Linked DNA regions of Homo sapiens: regions 1 and 3 are each linked to region 2. Evidence: chromatin loops called from intact Hi-C (ENCODE). Cell type or tissue: mammary epithelial cell. All regions are shown on one strand. Links, peaks and the distances in the headings refer to the core of each region. The heading gives the core; the rest is flanking DNA.

Region 1 (6,405 bases), core at 1,406-6,405, 100 kb before region 2:
ATTTAAATAAATTAAATTTAAAGACATTTATAAGTATTCAAAGACACATTTATAATAAATATGACATTTATAAATATTTAAAGACATATTTATAATAAATTTCTCCAATTTAACACTGAAAGCTATAGGGCTGAGATCCAGCTTGTGTTTATCTAATATAAGAAGTATTGTCCAATTTTCTACTTTGAACAACATTTACTACACTATTACTGTATATTATTGAATCTAAGATGCCATTAATTGTAAAGTGCACCAATTATTTATATATGACTAGGAAATAAAAAATGTTTTCAATTAGAATATATAGTATGACCAATTGAAAAAAGATACATCCGAATTTCAGAGATGTAAAATTCTAAGTAAATGTCCATCTTAAAATTGATGAAATATAATATATCAGCCACAAAATGTTACTTTCGAGTTGTCACATTTCTTCTAAAAGGGATTTTCCTATTGCAAGATCTCTTTAAGGCTCTATTTTTTTTCTCCTTTGCTTTGTATACATTTTCACAGTAAAGTAAAATTCTGTAATAACTCCAATGCTTTTGAATGTATTTCAAATTATGAAGTGGGAGATTGAATTTAGCCAGCTTCAGACACATGGCAAATCTGTTGTCTCAATGAATCATTAATATTTCTTCAGCCAGCAGCAATCCCATCTTTCAAATCCATGTGCATCCTTACTGTAATGCCCACTAGTGTGAATTATTTTGAAACTATTTACCAAACATTGAAACTTCTGGGATAAATAAATGATTTATAATAACCCTGGAATGGCATAGTTTAAAATCTGGACAATCCCATAAAATTCAGGATGTAGACTCCCTATACCATGGATGTTAGTCACTGGCGAGACTGCCGAGAAGCCACAAACTCAGCCCTCTGTGGAAAGCACATTCCAAAGTAGAAGAATTGCCAGATGTGAATAGATGCTATCATTTGCTCCAGAATCTAATTCTTCCCATAGGGCTGGACCTATGGACCCTATCTAAGGGGCACTGGAACTATCCTCACTAAACCCTCAAATCTCTCACTTGCTGGCCTTCCCCCGGGCCTTTGTATCACCTCTTTGAGGTAAGACACTACCTCCAGAGAGTCCCTGTCTATGGAGGGCTGACACCTAGCAGTACATCATTGCTTATTACTGGCCTGGAGGAAGATAGGGTCTTGATGGGAGAAGGTAGGGCCTAGGGCACCAACTTCTCAAGGTTTTCTGGTTATAAGAAAGCTGAGACAACCACTTGGTCCACCATAAAAAGGAAAAGGAGCTATTGTAGAGCAGTTACGCTAAGGAAACACAGACTGAACCAGGAGTTTCAAAGTGATTCAGAAGCTGGTGTTGCTCTAAAGAAGCCTCAGGCCCAAGCTCTCTGGCCTGCACGGTCTCCCTCTCATGTTGAATCTGCTGCTGTCTGCATATCTGCTCTGCTCCACTCTCACCATCTACTAACTAATCTTTAATATACCTTCAAAAACCTGCCAGAGTACTTATGCTAGCTAATGATATCAACCCAGCTGGGGAAAGCCCTTCTCACCTGGCCACCTAATGGGCCACACAACAAGCTATAACTAGCCCATGCATGGGCCACCCTTGGGCCAGATGTTGCCTTGGACTGATCTGATTCCCTTAGTAGGGGGCTGCCAGTGGGCCAATCCCAGCTGGAAAGAGGCATTGAGTAGGGTGGGAACTGTCCATGTTCATAACAGAGAAATTGGCCATGGGGTGGGTGGGTGGCGGTGGGAGTGTGCCCGGGAGTAATAGAGGATGCTGACACCTAGGTCGAGAGTGAGTAGTTGAGAAGGGAAATGAAGGGCATCGCAGATTAACTTTGTCTTTGAGATCTTGTATATAAAAATGCTTTGCACACAGTGAAAGTGCTCTGAGGACTGTGATTGAAGAGTATAATGTTTCAACTAGCATGCAACTTTGCCTCTGAACAAGAGGAGAGTCAACACCAGGATTCTTTTGAGAACTGGACCCTGGTATGGGCGACTGGTGCTTGCTCCCCACAGGGCCATATGAAAAGTCTTATAAAACATGGTCCCAGAACCATCTGCATGGAGGGCAGAAGGAAGATTTATCCATTGGATTCTATCCCCTATTGGTAAAGGGGGCTCCACATTTCCATGTTACCCACATATGAGTCCGGAAATGAACCTTCCACTTGGAGGTCAAAGAGGCATTGAGAAGTATCACCATAGAGCTGTCTCATTGCACCTGCAGGAGGCTCCTCCAAACCATAAAGAAACTGGTTTCTGCTGTAGCATCTGGAGGTGCTGCTACAGAGATCTGGAAGCACATAAGAGGCCTCTAACACACCTAGTCATGATCACCTATGTGAGTAACGTTTTCTCTGAAGGACACACATTTTCATCTCTTCCAGGTTGTTTAATTCTATTTGTCATGCAAAAATATCAACTATGTCCATTTCCTTCATTGTCCTAGAAAGAAAACTCAAAAATATAAGTCCACATTTCAGTTGCTTATTCCTTGAGAGCACTAGTCTCTCTCTCTTAGATACTGACACACACACACAAGAGAACCCACTACGTGGGCCACCGCTGTGTTGCACAGCTCCAAAATGCACCATTCACGTCCTAATCTATGGAATTGTGCAGAGGCATGGGGCTGTTCCCAGTGGCCCTACTCACAATACTTCTCCTGGATTTTCCTACTGACATGGTTAAAGTAGAATGTACTTTTAGGTCAAAGTCACCACCAGGAGGTACAAAATCCCATCATTAGTCCTGTGTCCCTTTCTTAAAATGCTCTCAACCTTATGAAAATGTGAGCATACCTCAACGGGATGGCAGATTTTAATCTGCCATTAGTCGTTTTCATTTTAGTAAAGTGAAGAAGCAAGGCACTGATGGGAGTGAGAGTGGGTAAGGGAAACAGGTCACTGAGTACTGGAGGAGAAGGAGTGGAGGATGTGTGGCTGGAAGGCTCCAAAGACAAATTTCAGCCACTTCATGGTTTGAGCTGGAACTGACCTTTCTCAAGCTGGTATGAATCTAGTTCACTGTATGCAGAACTGTATAATTTTCCCAAGACTTCGTGTTCTACAACTTGGCATCAATCATCTTTGTGGCTAAATCTAGGCCTTTGTGGAATCTTCAGAAGACACATATAATGAGACCCTCAAAGCTAAGGACCTTCTCTATGAGTACTCCCTGGACAGCACTTGAACATGATCAGACAGGAATACTGATGGTGCTTGAAGTCATCTACGGGCACTCAGAATTTCTCAAGGAGTTTACAGTGCAAGATCAAGCAGTCCACACAGATTCTGAGAGAAACCAATAAGCAAATAGTCGTGTACCAAAAGAGTGGTATTGAATCAGAGGATGAAAGAGCAAGGTGAGAGAAATCAGAAAGATTATCTTAGAACTCAAGCCACGGAGGGTTAGCAATCCACAGGCCAAATTTGACCTACTGTCAGTTTTTGAAAATTTTATTGGCACACGGCCACACCAACCATTTACATATTGTCAGTGGCTCTCTGTCAGTAGTTGTAACAGAGGCTGTGTGACTTGCTAAGACTGAAATATTTACTATTAGTTCTTGACAGAATGAATTGACCCTTGGAAAATCTTAACCTCTGTGTGTGCCAATATTCCTACCTTGCTTCCTCATAAGGCATTGCCTCTTGAATTTTCAACTAAGTCATCCCAAAACATTAGGATGGAGCATTCAGACCACACTGCCTCAAGCTTTCCATTTGAGGACCGCTTCCTAGAGGGGCAGCAGCATTCATTCCATCAGTCCACAGACCCAGAGCATCAGCCGAGAGCCAGGCACCCTGCTAGGTAGTGGGAATAGGCAGATGAGTACGGCACACTCAGCTCCCAGCTGGGAAGTACTGAATTAAACTGTAGGTCTGTGTCACTGGTAACCACAGAGGCTATACAAGGCCATGCAAAGCAGTTCCCTGCGGCCTAGTCTTTCTTTCTCTGCTTTCTTTCTCTCTCCCTTGTTTTAAAAAAATCTCTCTCCCTCTCTTGCCTCCTCTTCCTCCTTGACTCTCTCCTGGCCTCCTTTCCTTTCTTTCTTCCTCCCTCTTGCCCACATCTCAGCCTGCCAGTGCCACCCAGTGGCTCTGACAGGCATTACTCAGACTTGCTGACTGCCCTCTAGGTTGGAAATGACCATGGGGAAGTCAGTAAGTGCCTATAATTAGGGATTCCAAAGCAATTAGACAGGTCTAGTGAATCTTTGCAATCCTCTGAATGCTCAAAGCATTAATATTAGCTTTTTAAGTCATTTATACCTAGGTATAAATGAAGGAACCCAGGAGAGGCTTTGTTAAGGGGAAAGAGATCAGGGAGGCCCTAATGATTAATGTTAAAGAGGTTACTGCATGTTGGCCTGGTGCGATGTTTCACGTCTGTAATCCCAGCCCTTTGGTAGGCCAAAGCAGATGGATCACTTGAGCCCAGGAGTTCGAGACCAGCCTGAGCAACATGGCAAAAATCAGTCTCTACAAAAAACACAAAAATGAGCTGGGTGTGGTGGTGCATGCCTGTAGTCCCAGCTACTCAGAGGGCTGAGGTGAGAGAGTTGCTTGAGCCAGAGGGGTGCAGGCTGCAGTAAGCTGTGATGGCACCACTGCACTCCAGCCTGGGTGACGGAGTGGTAAGACTCTGTCTCAAAAAAAAAAAAAAAAAAAAAAAAAAAAAAAAAAAAAAGGTTACTGCATACTGTTCTGAGCAAAAATTTCATTTGGTATAGCTGACAATACAGTATTATACACATAAAAGTTTGTTAAGAGGATAGATCACTTGCTAAGTGTTCTTACCTCAATAAAAAATAGGTAAATAAATATAAAATTGCATTTGAATTGGTTCAGGGGTGTTATTTAGATAGTATATGATATGGATGTAAAAAAATGTGAAATGACAGATTTATGACTGTAACCAGTTTATTGGTCCATCTTAATTCTTATAATGGATTAACATAAAATGATAGTATTTTTTCTGATCACCATAATTAATTGTGGTCTCTTTAATTCCATTTCCTGTCCTCTAATAACACCTTAGGTGAATCTAGTGGAGTCAAGGGAATGGCCTCTCACATAGATGCTGCCCCTACAAGGCTTTGGTAGCAAAACCCTCAGATTATTGCAGGGCTGAGCTCAGACCCTTGTTGATTCTCTCTCCCTTTCCTACAACTCTTCCCATAAGGAACAGACTGCAGGGGTCGGGTGTGTGTGTGTGAGTGTAGTTGATAACAGAAGGGCTGTTTCCAGGGATATTTAATAACTGGAGGGGATGTGTCTGGTTCCAAATTTAAGCCACTGTCTTTAGAAGGAGGGGTACTGAGCACTTGCTGTTTGGGACAATTCTGTGAGAACAGGAAAAAGTTCCACTCATCTAATCATAGCCTTGGCGCAAACAGTCTTGCACTGTGCACAGATGAATGCTCATTAGTGTGAGGGCGGCTGTGGCACCAGGATGCTGCCTTTCCATGTCATCCCAGCATCCAACTCATGGATACTGGTCATTATAAAGTGATGCTTAAACTGTGACTATGATTTTCTCACCTACCAAGTGATTTTCTCCCCTAAGAATCTGGGTCTCAGAATTCTAGTATTTCAATAGCCACCAAACTTGTGCAGAGTCTAATGGAGGTTCTGGATGGCACTGTATATTAGTCCGCTCTCACACTGCTATGAAGAAATACCTGAGACTGGGTAATTTATAAAGGAAAGAGGTTTAATTGACTCACAGTTCCGCAGGGCTGAGGAGGTCTCAGAAAGCTTACAATCATGGCAGAAGGGGAAGCAAACACATCCTTCTTCGCTTGGTGGCAGGAAGGAGAAGAATGAGAGAAGTACCGAGTGAAGGTGGGGGAAAGCCCCTTATAAATCCATCAGATCTCATGAGAACTCACTCACTATCATGAGAACAGCATGAGGGTAACCGCCCCCATGGTTCAATTACCTCCCATCGGGTCCCTCCCATGGCACATGGGGATTATGGGAACTACAATTCAAGATGAGATTTGGGTGGGGGCACAGCCAAACAATATCACACGGCTCTTTTAAGTGTGAGAAAGCAGGAGAAGGGGCCACTGTCTGTCCATTATCATCACTGGTAGGATTAACCTCACTTCTGGGCCAAAAAGTAGTTATTTGAACTACAGTGATATTTGAAAGACTTCTTTGTCCTAAACCATCTCTCCCACTTAGGTCCCCCAAGGCTTAAAATTTCACCATGAGAAATTAACTCTTTTGGGTAAAGCCTTGTCCTCTCCTTCATGACTTCTCTTAAAATAAAAATACCCTAGAGAGTTTTCCCCATGAAGTCACTAACCACCAAGGGCTACAACTTCTGAGATGAAGGCAAAGTAATAATAGGCCTAGTGCTTCAGAGCCTTCTTTGAAACTATTATATTAGTACCTT
Region 2 (6,587 bases), core at 689-5,688:
AACTTCCCTCAAATCATTTTTATACACTTCTCCAAAAGCGTATTCCCTGCATGGCACACTAATTCTGCAGGATTTTAATAGATTTAATAGATGTTATATAAAGAAGTCTGTGCCCAAATAAGCTTGGGAAATATAGGGTCAAACAAGGTAAAACAGATTTCTTTAGTGGAGGACTTCTCAGGGCCTTTACGATGCTAATGTGCACATTGTAGGAGAGGAGGGCGAGTGTAATATGCCACATTTTCCAAATATATTTGGACAAGGGAGCCTCTTTTTTTGTGGAGTCTCAGGGGCTACACATTCCAACACATTTTAGAAAATAGGTGGAGCAGGATAGAGCAGCCAATGAGTCACGACTAAATGCTCCATGACAGATGTCACGTGTCGTTTCTTTCATTCAGCATCATGAAACTCCAATGTTTCCTGCACTGTTGCGACTTCTTACATGGTGCTGCTAAAACAGGGACAGTTTATAGGGCTAAGTCCTAATTCTTACTTTGAATTGACAAACTACATCTTTGGACAAATCAGCAAATCCCTTTGAGTCTGTTTCTTCATCTGTGAAAGAGAGGTGGTATCCAGGAACAGAAAACCAAACACCGCATGTTCTCACTCATAAGTGGGAGTTGAACAATGAAAACACATGGACACAGGGAGGGGAACATCACACACCGGGGCCTGTCAGGGGTTGGGGGCAAGGGGAGGGAGAGCATTGGGACAAACAGCTAATGCATGTGGAGCTTAAAACCTAGATGACGGGTTGATACATGCAGCAAATCACCATGGCATATGTATACCTATGTAACAAACCTGCATGTTCTGCACATGTATCCCAGAACTTAAAATAAAAAAGAAAGAGAAGTGGTATCTGTATTACAGAGTGCTTTGTGGGTAATGAATGTGATTTGTGGAAGTTCTTCATACTCTATAAGTGGACCACTGCTTAAATGTAAATGTAGCATATGACTTGTAGCACTAAAGGTGGGGAGCTCACTGAAAAAAAAAATCAAGTAAAATACCATTGCAAACTGTGGAGGACTATAAAGAAGGTGGTTTACATAACAGTAATCTGGCAGAAGGGGTTTAGGGAGAATTGTGTGTGCAATTCCAGATTTGGTAACAACCACGTTTGCAAGTCTATTTGAAAAGCAAAGAATGGGATAAGAATTGGCAGATGCTCCGAATTAAGATACAAATGGAGAATTACAAGTATTGAATTTGATTTATCATTCATTGACAAGAAGGACTGATGTGAGGCTTCTGTCAACATTTCAAATAATATATATGTACACACATACACACATATACACACACACACACACAAACATATATATATATATATATATATATATATATAGAGAGAGAGAGAGAGAGAGAGAGAGAGAGAGACTTACTATTGCCCAGGCTGGAGTGCAGTGTCATGATTATGACTCACTGCAGCCTCAACCTCCTTGGATTAAGCAATCCCCCCACCTCAGCCTCCCAAGTAGCTGGGGCTAAAGGCATGTGCCACCACACCAGGCTAATTTGCTGTTGTTGTTATTGTTGTTGTTGTTTAGAAATGGTGTCTCCATTTGTTGCCCAGTCTGGTCTCAAATTCCTGGGCTCAAGTGATCCTCCCATCTCACTTGAGTGTTGGGATTACAAGTGTGAGCTCCTGGACCCAGCTTTGATATTTTCACTAAAAAGCCTCAATTTCCTAAAAGGCAGCCAGCTCTTTACCTAGGGCAGAGGAGCTTTCCTTGCATTTAGCCCATATTGGAAGAATTGTAGTGACTTCAATTACCCAGCACATGTCCTCACCTGCATTAAGCCCCACATTCAGCCAAAGACACCATGGCAGTGTTTCCTAGGTCCCATCACAGCCATAATTTCTTATCAACATACCTCCCAATACATAAGCTAGTTCTGCTGTGGTTTTATTAATATTCCATGGATGCAAAACATCTCACCAATCTCAAAATTCTTTTACATAAATTACGAATGTATCCCTCTTCTCAACTGTTCTTTGAGGTGGACTTGACTGATAACTGCTATTCCCATTGTAGAGAGGAGGACACGAAGGCTCTGGATAGTAAGTGCAGTCTTTCCCTAAATGGAGGTCACAGTGCTGAGATGAGGCTACTCTGACTCCTGGTCCCACACCCCTGCCTGCCTCTAACTCTGTGCCAGTGTTTTGCCCACAGGTCAGAGGCAGGATTGATAAGAGAGCTAGTCCCTCATTTTAGCAAAAAAGGTGGTCATTTCTCCAGTAGTCCTCAGTGTTTCCCTACATATCTCTCTACCTGGGCATTTCAATGGCAAAAACTGTACCATTGAAGAATCTTCCTGTCTTATTCCTTTCCTTGAAGTCCTGTCTTACCTGGCAAAATCTTTCGGAAGGCCACACCTGAAACAGACCTACAAGGAGGTGAGAGGAGAAAGTCATTGGCAAAGACACTCTCAGTAGGGGCTAAGAACAGACCAGAACTCTGGGAGTGGAGGAAGGGAAAGCTAGGCTGAATAAGGAGGGAAGAGAGTGGCTTGGACCACTTGGGCCTTCTTCCCCGTGGTCAAAAAGAAGCCCAGGCGTTGCAAAGGCTCCCATGTGCATGTGCACTAGATGAATTTGGCTGGAGCCGCTTCTCTAAGGTGCTGCTGCTCTGGGATCCAGGAAGTATCTGCTTGCACATGTGAGTTCCAGAGAGAATGGGAGGCTTTTATGAAAGCTCAGAATCCTGCAGAACACAGAAGGCCACAAGCCCAGTAAAGGAAGTGGTGGAAACAATTAAGAAATCTAAGCAGAAATGGTTGCTAGAGAGAGGGCCACAACTGGTCTTTCGACCACATCCGATATTTCCTTCAAATTGTTATGCAGGACAGTAATTGTCTCCTGGGAGGGCAAGAGGCAAACTAGGCTGGGCTGGCCTTTAATAGGTTTCAACAGCAAAGCACCCTCATAAATAGTGCATATTGTGAAACCAGAATTTTCTCCTTTTCCAGTGGATCTCTCCCAACTCTCCTCCTTTAATTAAAGAAACATGGCTTACCAAGAAACAAATACCTCTTTTCATAAAGCATTAAGTATGGATTAAGAGGGAAGAAAAAAAAAGAGAATTCTGTGTTGAGGAAGGGAGCGTTCAATAAACCATTCATGCAGAGGCTGTGATATGTAGATAATTCCATGTTTATAATTGTCGATACTACTTGGTGATTCCTGGCATCACCTGGCTGACATGACAAAATCATGCCCTTGATGTCCATGGCTAGCCTGGAATTAGAATGCACTCACCTAGAATCAGTCTGGAGAGAACCTTTGTTTTCCTGAGTCCTAGTTTCTCACCAATCCCATTTGCTACCTGCACCAACCTGTCCAAGTTTGTTCACAACGCATTTTCTTGTGCCATCTGGTGGATTTCAAGTGAATTTGCAGCAGGAGCTAAAATAGAGTCTCACTTATTTGTTAATTTGTTTCATTTCAGAATTCACTGCAGAGTACCTTGATGACACCTCTAAAGGCTTATTTTCTTGCTCTTTTCTAATCAATTTTTCATACATCTATTTTAACTTTTTCAAAATTATTTGTATTTTTAAATCAGTAAATCAAGCATCTGGCATAAAATTCAAAAGGCACATAGGTTGAAAATAAGTCTGCCTAAGCTACCCAGTTCCTATTCTAAGAGGTAACCACCCTTTACATTATTCCAGGAAAGTACATCACACATGTGTGTCTTTAACAAATATTAGCACATTCTACACATTGGTTTGTTTGGTTTTTTTGTTTTTCACTTAACATATCTTGGAGAACTTTCCATATCAGTGTATAACACTGCTTCATTGTTTTAGACAGTTGTGTAATGCTTACTTGCATGTTGTAATATATATTACTCAACCAGGCCCTTTTCTATAGGTGATTAGTTTTTAATCTCTTGCTATTCAAAATAGTTCTGCATACAAAAGAAGCAGGATTAAAAAACAAAAACAAACAACAACAACAACAACAAAATACTGCAATAAATACCCATACATATATATATATATATATATATAGTTACCACTCCAATGCAGGTATATCTGTAGGAAAAGTCCTAGAAGTGGATTTTCTAAATCAAAGAGCATTAGAGGCCCTTTAATTGTAACCAGGCATTCTCAAATCACTCTTCCAAGAGGTAGCAACAGTTTATACTTCAATTAGCAAAGTATGAGCATGCCTGTCGTCCTAGATACTAGCCAAAGGTGTTATCAAACTTTTTGATCTTTTCCCATATGATAAGTGAAAAACAATATTACATTATAGTTTTACAATTTTTTTATTTGTAGTGAGATTGAGAATCAATTCATACATTTTAAAACATTTATATTTTCTTTTACCTGCTCATTTATTTTCTTTTGCCATTTTTTATTGAGTTGTTGATTTGCTTATTTATTTGTGGGAGCTCTTTGTATATTAATAAAGTTACTCCTCAGTTATATCAGTTGAAAATTTTTCCCAATCTGTCATTTATATTTTCTCTTTCTTTAGAATATTTTTTGTTTCCATGAAGATGTCTTTTTATTTTATTGTCAAACTTGTCTATCCACTGAACATTAGAAAAGTTTGTACAATTTAAATATATTAAAAACTATTAGTATTTTTATTAGGATTGCAGTATGCATCTAGATTAATGGATAATTATCATCTGTATAATCTTGTTCAGGGATGTACCATGTTTTCCACTTGTTAAGGTGGTCTTTTATGGCCTCTGATAGTGTTGTAAAGTTTTCCCTATGTAAGTTTTATACTTTTGTGTGTGCTGTTTTTTCCCAGGTCTTTTATCTTTTTAGTTGTTATTATAAAAGAGATCTTTTTGCCATTATATGTTCCAATGAGGTTTCAGATATCAAAAGACTACTGATTTCTGTATATCAATACTGTGCCTAAAAACTTAACTGCGTTCTCTTAGTGTTTTAAAATTTTTCAGATTAGGCGTGGTGGCTCACACCTGTAATCCAACACTTTGGAAAGATCACTTGAGACCAGGAATTTGCTTGAGCCCAAGAGTTTGAGACCAGCCTGGGCAACACGATAAGTCCCCATCTCTACTGAAAAAATAAAATTAGCTTGCCATGGTGGTATACACCTGTAATCTCAGCTACTTGGGAGGCTCACTTCAGCCCAGGAGTTCCAGACTGCAGTGAGCTATGATTGCTTCACTGCATTCCAGCCTGGGCATTGGTTGATTGTCTTGGGTTTTTCAGGTAAACAATCATATTGTCTGCAAATAATAATTTTATGCTGGCTTTGGACTTATACTGATATAGACATTATAGATGTATTTTACTATGTTAAGGAATTTTTCACTTATTTTTATTTTATTGTGGTGTTTAAAATCAGGAATTGATATGATCATCAACTATCAATTCTCAGCTTCAGCCTACTGGACCTATCAGCAGCACGTGGCACTGATATTCCAGAGGCATCCTCCCCTGGAATACACTCTCCTCACTTGGTCTCTAGGTCACCACTTCCCTTGGTTTTCATCCTCTCTCATTAATCATCCCCTCTTAATTTCATATCCTAGTTCCCCCTTGTGTTCCTTATGTCTCAGTGTTTAAGACTCTGGAGTTTATTCTTTAAAATTCTTATTTCTCTGATGATTTCATCCTAGTCTCAGGGGCCTTACATGACCATCATCAATGACTCCCACATTGAAATCCCAGCCCAGATCTGCCTCCTGAACTCCAGGTTCCTACATCCAGCATCACCACTTGATGTCTCATGGATATCTCAAAATGAACACACCCAAAACTGAGCTCTTGGTCTTGCCCTCCAGACCACCTGCAGCCCTTCCTGCCTCACTAATGCACTGTTCTTTCAGGTGCCCAGGCCCTAAGCCCTGGAGATATCCTTGATTCCCTTTTTCTTCTAACATTGTTCAATACACTGGGAAATACTGTTGGTTTCACCCTCAAATGTATCCCAGAATCTGACTGCTTCCCACCATCTCCTCTTCTACTGCCCTTGCCCAAACCTCTATCACCACTTCCCTGGATTGCTGCCACAGTTTCCCAGTGGGTCTTCCTTTTCCCACCCTTGGCCATTCAACAGCCTATTCTCAACACAGCAGCTAGAGATTCATTAAAACATAAGCAGGTCACAGTGGCTCCTCTTCTCAGAGCTTTGCAGGGCTTCTGTATTCACTCAGAATAAAATCAAAGAACACACAAGGGCCTATAAAGCCCTATGCGATCACCTCACTTTAACAGCCCATTACCTTCCTGACCTCAGACTTCATCTCTTATTTCTCACCCCATGCTCACTCCACTCCAGCTGCTCTGCTGCACCTTGAACATGCTGTACATGCTCCCTTCTAGGGCACTTGCACTGGCATTCTCTCTTCCTAGAAAAGACTTTGTTCAAAATGTGGAAGTCTGAATCTCTTACCTCCTCCACATCTGCCCAGATCTTATCAGCTCAATGAGGCCTGCTGTGAAGCCCTTTCTAAAAATTGTACCCTACATACCCACCTCACTCTAAAACTTCCAGTGCCCCTTCCTTGCCTCTGTTTTTCCCATAATACTTGTCATATCCTATTCTATCGTTCAATTATATATTATGCTTATCATTT
Region 3 (6,587 bases), core at 649-5,648, 120 kb before region 2:
AGAAGGGGAGAATTGATATTGGGTAAGAAAGTAACTACCATATGTAGGGATTATGTTGCATTTTTCATTCTCTCTCTGGGGCTTAGCATAGGGCATGGCACATAGTAGGTACTCAATAAATAAATGTCCAAGAAAGAAAGGAAGCGACATTTTATAATTCCCTAGTCCACTGCTATTTGTACAGTATGACTCAGCACATCTTTGAGCTTTTAGACATGAAACGAAGCTTTCTGGGGGTGGGGAAGAACAGCAGGGAGGAGAGATTCCTCGGGGGAGTTTCCAGCCAGAGCTTACTTATTCCAGCTGCGACCACTCAGCTTAGCAATGCTTAGGAGCTAAGAGAAAGGGAAAAGAGTCCATTCTTGATGTGTACAGTTGAACCATCTCCCCCCGCCCCATCCCCAATTCAAAAAGAACATGTTGGTCACTACGTGACATTAGGAGCCTCGCTACATTCTTGGGACATCTCCTTCCCAGTCCCACACCCTATATTGAGACTCCTCAGCTAGGGAGTCAGGCCCAGCCTTGGGTCCTCTAAGGCCAGGTGCTATTTCTGTGTGTCATGTTTGTTTCCAGCTTTTCACAATTATAAACAACTTTGCAGTGAGCATCCCTGAAATAAATCTTTAGGATCATTCTTGTACATTTTAATTATTTTTTTCTGTAGTCTAAATTCCAAAAAAAGTAGAAATTCTGGGCAAAAGGGTATGTTCACTTTTAAGGTTTGTGGAGAAACATCTTGTTGCTTTATGCTCCCATCTGTCATGAATGGAAAAGCCTGCCACCACTCCAGGGGTGGGTGCTCTCCCCTTCTGAAGGTTTCAGTTGTCAAGCAGTCACTCCAAGGGTCTAGTCCTTCCTCCCTTCTGAAACAACAGCAGAACCACTATAAACCAGAAACAAAGATGGAGGACGCATGAAGATAACATGTCTTGATTCCCCTAGCTGATTGTAAGTTTTGCTCTGGAAAAAATGAAGATCATAGATTCCATATGCATAAAGGGAATATGCATTAGATGCTAGGTGAAAGGGCTCTGAGATGGTCCCATGGGCCCAGCTAGGGTCCTTGGGGCCCTTCTTGACTTCTCCCTATCATTCTCAATCAAGTCACCAAGTCCTGTCAACTCTACCTCCTACACGCCTTTGTAGTCAGCCGCCCCCCTGCTTCTGCATCTCCTTTGCCTCTGACCCTGACGCCCTCATGATTTTCCCCAACCAACTGCCTTCCCACCCATTTCTTTTTTCTTTTTTTTTTTTCTGAGATGGAGTCTCGCTCTGTCACCAGGCTGGAGTGCAGTGGTGCGATCTCGGCTCACTGCAACCTCTGCCTCCTGGGGTCAAGCGATTCTCCTGCCTCAGCCTCCCAAGTAGCTGGGACTACAAGCGTGCACCACCACACCCAGCTAATTTTTGTATTTTTAGTAGAGATGGGGTTTCACCATGTTGGCCAGGATGGTTTCGAACTCCTGACCTCATGATCCACCCGCCTCAGCCTCCCAAAGTGCTGGGATTACAGGTGTGAGCCATGGTGCCCGGCCCTTCCCACCTATTTCTTTGCTTCCACCCCTTCAATCCTTTCTCCACACAGATGGATTTTTCTGAACACCAATGACCATGTGACCATCCAGCTTGATCCCTTGTTTTAAATCCTGCTCTTACAACCTAGCAGCTCCCCAGCATACTATGTTCTCCTATGGCTGTGTGCACATGGAATGGGAGTTCCACAAGCAGAATTTACTGCAGGGAAGCTCCTTCTTCCTACTCCCCTCTCTCCAGAAAACCATCTTAGAAACCATCTAATGTAACTCTCTTGCATTGTGGAGGGGAAACATAAAGAACTTGTGCCTAAAACATCCTTTCTTTCCACTTCAAATGTCAAATTTACATTCCCTGTTAAAATTCAGCCCATTATCTCTTCTAGTAAGGCTTGGACCACCCCCTTTTTATAGTCCAGGTTAGGGGCCCCTTCTACATATGCTCACAGCACCCTGTGCTTACCAGCTCTGTATCGTGACTATTTATTCATTTGTCTTCCTGTCTCCCTCAACTAGACTGTAAACCTTTAATTTAAGGTCAGGGATTGGGGCCTATTCATCTTTCTATCTCTACAGACTATACTAGTGCACATATTAAGTTATTGCTTCATGGCTGTCTATTGAATGAGTAGATGAATATTGGTTACAGATTGGAGGAAGGATTATTGCTGTAGGGAAAACACATTCACGTGAATTCCTCTGAGATGTGTAAACTGAGGTGTCAACTTCTCCTTTTCACATTCACATGGCTTGGGCGCCTTCCCTTCAATGAAGCACCCTGGAGAGTCATGCCCAAGCAATATATTTCCATTTGGATTGGAAACACAACTCCTCCCTTCTGGAATATTGTTTGACTTTTCTTGTGTGGGAGAACCAAGTCAGGAAGTAGAGCATGCGTCTCACCTGTGCGTAATAAGACAGGGTCTGAAAACATTTTTGCTTCAATAGCTATATTTTTTAAAGCTACCATTTATTAAGAGCTTATTATGTATTGGCCCCATCCAATCCATTGCACACATTTTTCACTTATTCCTTACAACAGTCCTGTAAATTCAGTGCTATTCTTTTCCCAAAATTACAAGCAGAACCTGAGGGGTGGAGAGATTAGAAACCTGGCCAAGGCCATGTGGTGAGGTATCAGTTCGAAACTGATCTTTTAGTCTCTACTGCAAACACGCTTGATTATTACATGATACCCATCCATGCCAAGCACAGCCAGGCTTCTTAACCACCCAGTGAAATTTGCTGGACCTGTGCCCCTGTTCCCACTTACAGATAAAGACATTGAGCCTGATTGGTAACAGAACTTGATCTACTAGAACTCTTGTCAGTTTAGTAGACACAATTTTTTAAAAAATGAGAAAAGTGCAACTTGCATTTGTTCAGTGACAGCCTGGTGCACAAGCAGGTGGCTGCTGTGATCCCCAAACCCCCGGGCTGGCGGGCAGGGCCTCTCGCTCAGGCATTCTAAGGAAACAGCTCCCTCTTTAGGTCGACTGGAGGAACAGCCCCCAAACTGCCTGGAGCATCTGCCAGCTTGGTAGACCTCTCCCAGGTACCTTGTGGGCGTCTTCAAACAACTTGACTTACAGTGTTATTGCTGTTGTTGTATGTGCATCAAGAAGTCATACTTTATCCAGGACTGTGCAATTGAGAAATGCTGTGGTGGCTAGCATTAAGTTGCCCATTATCTCAGCTCTTTGACTTTGTAATTTCTATCTGTGAGAGAATCTAATTCCCTTTTTCTCTGTCTCCAGCATAATGGAAAATAAGGGGCCAGAGAATAAATTGGAGGCGAGGGCAGAGGCTGCAAAGGGAGAAGGGATGGTCTTTCTGAGCCACATCCTATGGGCCTGGTAGCCCTCTGCTGACTGGATGGAGGAGGAGGAGAAGGGGCTGGGTACAAGGCCCTCAGTGGTGCAGACCGTCTGCTGCATCTAAGGAGGAAGAGTGAGAGGATGGAGGAGCAAACAGGGCATGACCTGAGCAAACATGAAAGTCCAAGGGAGAAAGCACAGGTTGTTGAGTCTGTCTTCCACACTCAGCACTAATTAGTATTCTCGACTGGATGCTCTAAACTCTGTGATCTGGAAGGATGCTAGTGTTATCAGATCCAGACCCAAAGTCAGCTCCTAAATTCTCATCCACTGATCTGACACAATTGTTCCCCAAAGAATCCATATTCACTTTCTTTTGGAGACAATTTTAGGATGTCTAAATTGCGAAGCAATTTCCTGGGTGGAGAGTTGGGAAGTCATAAGGTTATAGCCAAAATACAGAGCCTTGCCATTAAAGAGTCCTCAGTGACACAGCTTGAAGCTCCTTATTGCACCATAGAACAAGTTGCATTTCTAAAAACAGGATAAACAACCAATATCAGCTCTACACTGAAGCCACCTGGATGACCTGCAGGTGTCTACACACCCTCCTGGTGATGCAAACACTTAGTAGAATTTGCTCTTTTCCCCACTGGCATAGGGACTCCCAACCGCAAAAGTAAAATTTTGGGCCCCACTATGCAGCATTGGGTAAGCCCTGTTCATTTCTGGGCCTTTCTGTTCCCATCTCTGAAACGAGGGGTTTAATGAGATTGGGGGTTTCCAGCTATGCTCTGCAAAATCTAGGGGTCCCTGGGGTGCAGGCCTATCAGTCTTACCTGGACAAGATAAGTTCCTTTTGCATCTGTATCACATTGGGTGTCTAGCTGAATATTTTGTTTGATCAAAGAGCCCACAGCTAAAAACATGTTCGAAAACTACCGTACTGGATGATACCTGCTGTGGTCCACTCATTTATGCACTCATCCAACAATTACTTATTGAGCACTTGCTGTGTGCCAGATACTGTTGTAATGTCAAGGAAACAGTGAGCAAAATCCAGATTCCCTTGTGCAATATGGACTATAATTTTAAATTGGGACATTTGGCCTTCCACTGTAGGCTTGACCTTGGACACAGAGACCACATCCTTATCCTCAGATGGGCGACCAGGATGCATACTTTTGTACACATTTAACTTTCTGTTTTCTGGTTGTCCCACTTACCCATGAGAACTTGAAGCTTGCTTGTTGAATATATGGTATTCACATAGTCCTGAAGAGTTAAAGAAACATGATTTTCCTAAGCAGGAATTAGGACAATTGAGCTGATGAAAGAGGTTTTCTTTTCTTTTTTTTAAATGGTTTGTTTATTTGTATAAAATTATTCTGAAAGATAATATATTATGTTTATTGCATCTTACTCGATGAATATTCTCTATTAAAAACAGTGAGATTTCATGGGAAGAAATATCAAATTTATCATAATAATTCAGTTAACATTATTTGTTCAGTCTTTTTCATCATTTGTCCACTTGTAGGCATTGGAGAAAAAAATAGCTGAGATTGATTGAAGCCCTGCTCTGTGGCAGGTATTTTTCTAGGCATGTTCATATTGCATCTCTTGCCTAACTTAATCACTTAATCTTCAGAGCAATCCTGCAAGAACTATTTACCAATTTCTAGAGATAATGAAACTGAAGCTTAATAACCTTCCAAAGATCACAAAGCCAGTAAGAAATTCACGTTTAGGGGAGGAGCCAAGATGGCCGAATAGGAACAGCTCCGGTCTACAGCTCCCAGCGTGAGCGACGCAGAAGACGGGTGATTTCTGCATTTCCATCTGAGGTACCGGGTTCATCTCACTAGGGAGTGCCAGAGAGTGGGCCCAGGTCAGTGGGTGCGCGCACCGTGCGCGAGCCGAAGCAGGGCGAGGCATTGCCTCACCTGGGAAGCGCAAGGGGTCAGGGAGTTCCCTTTCCGAGTCAAAGAAAGGGGTGACGGACACACCTGGAAAATCGGGTCACTCCCACCCGAATATTGCGCTTTTCAGACCGGCTTAAAAAAACGGCGCACCACGAGATTATATCCCACACGTGGCTCGGAGGGTCCTACGCCCACGGAATCTCGCTGATTGCTAGCACAGCAGTCTGAGATCAAACTGCAAGGCTGCAGCGAGGCTGGGGGAGGGGCGCCTTAGGTAAACAAAGCAGCCGGGAAGCTCGAACTGGGTGGAGCCCACCACAGCTCAAGGAGGCCTGCCTGCCTCTGTAGGCTCCACCTCTGGGGGCAGGGCACAGACAAACAAAAAGACAGCAGTAACCTCCGCAGACTTAAATGTCCCTGTCAGCTTTGAAGAGAGCAGTGGTTCTCCCAGCACACAGCTGGAGATCTGAGAACGGGCAGACTGCCTCCTCAAGTGGGTCCCTGACCCCTGACCCCCGAGCAGCCTAACTGGGAGGCACCCCCCAGCAGGGGCACACTGACACCTCACACGGCAGGGTATTCCAACAGACCTGCAGCTGAGAGTCCTGTCTGTTAGAAGGAAAACTAACAGAAAGGACATCCACACCGAAAACCCATCTGTACATCACCATCATCAAAGACCAAAAGCAGATAAAACCACAAAGATGGGGAAAAAACAGAACAGAAAAACTGGAAACTCTAAAACGCAGAGCACCTCTCCTCCTCCAAAGGAACGCAGTTCCTCACCAGCAACGGAACAAAGCTGGATGGAGAATGACTTTGACGAGCTGAGAGAAGAAGGCTTCAGACGATCAAATTACTCTGAGCTACGGGAGGACATTCAAACCAAAGGCAACGAAGTTGAAAACTTTGAAAAAAATTTAGAAGAATGTATAACTAGAATAACCAATACGGAGAAGTGCTTAAAGGAGCTGATGGAGCTGAAAACCAAGGCTTGAGAACTACGTGAAGAATGCAGAAGCCTCAGGAGACGATGCGATCAACTGGAAGAAAGGGTATCAGCAATGGAAGATGAAATGAATGAAATGAAGCGAGAAGGGAAGTTTAGAGAAAAAAGAATAAAAAGAAATGAGCAAAGCCTCCAAGAAATATGGGACTATGTGAAAAGACCAAATCTACGTCTGATTGGTGTACCTGAAAGTGATGGGGAGAATGGAACCAAGTTGGAAAACACTCTGCAGGATATTATCCAGGAGAACTTCCCCAATCTAGCAAGGCAGGCCAACATTCAGATTCAGGAAATACAGAGA

What was found. Hi-C counts contacts between places; a loop is a spot of excess contacts. Peaks named below come from ENCODE experiments on the same cell type or tissue, not always from the same donor. Only the 100,000 strongest peaks of a DNase experiment are listed, where the experiment ranks them.
Region 1: a loop joins it to region 2, with 5 times the contacts of the local background. A loop is called at or near these places in 13 of 110 quality-filtered maps.
Region 3: it touches region 2 in a loop (4-fold over the local background); 2 of 110 quality-filtered maps call a loop at or near these places.

Annotation. Positions count from the first base shown.
Region 1 is chr10:62,591,888-62,598,292 of GRCh38, reverse strand. No RefSeq gene overlaps it. Among named protein-coding and RNA genes, the nearest start is that of ADO, 210 kb to the left of the region's middle. In mammary epithelial cell, for the core only: a CTCF peak has its summit at 4,104 (motif pointing left); no DNase peak of the experiment used is centred there.
Region 2 is chr10:62,489,001-62,495,587 of GRCh38, reverse strand. No RefSeq gene overlaps it. Among named protein-coding and RNA genes, the nearest start is that of ZNF365, 120 kb to the right of the region's middle. In mammary epithelial cell, for the core only: a CTCF peak has its summit at 3,395 (motif pointing left); DNase peaks (open chromatin) are centred at 1,447 and 3,357; H3K27ac peaks cover 355 bases.
Region 3 is chr10:62,607,271-62,613,857 of GRCh38, reverse strand. No RefSeq gene overlaps it. Among named protein-coding and RNA genes, the nearest start is that of ADO, 190 kb to the left of the region's middle. In mammary epithelial cell, for the core only: a CTCF peak has its summit at 3,026; no DNase peak of the experiment used is centred there.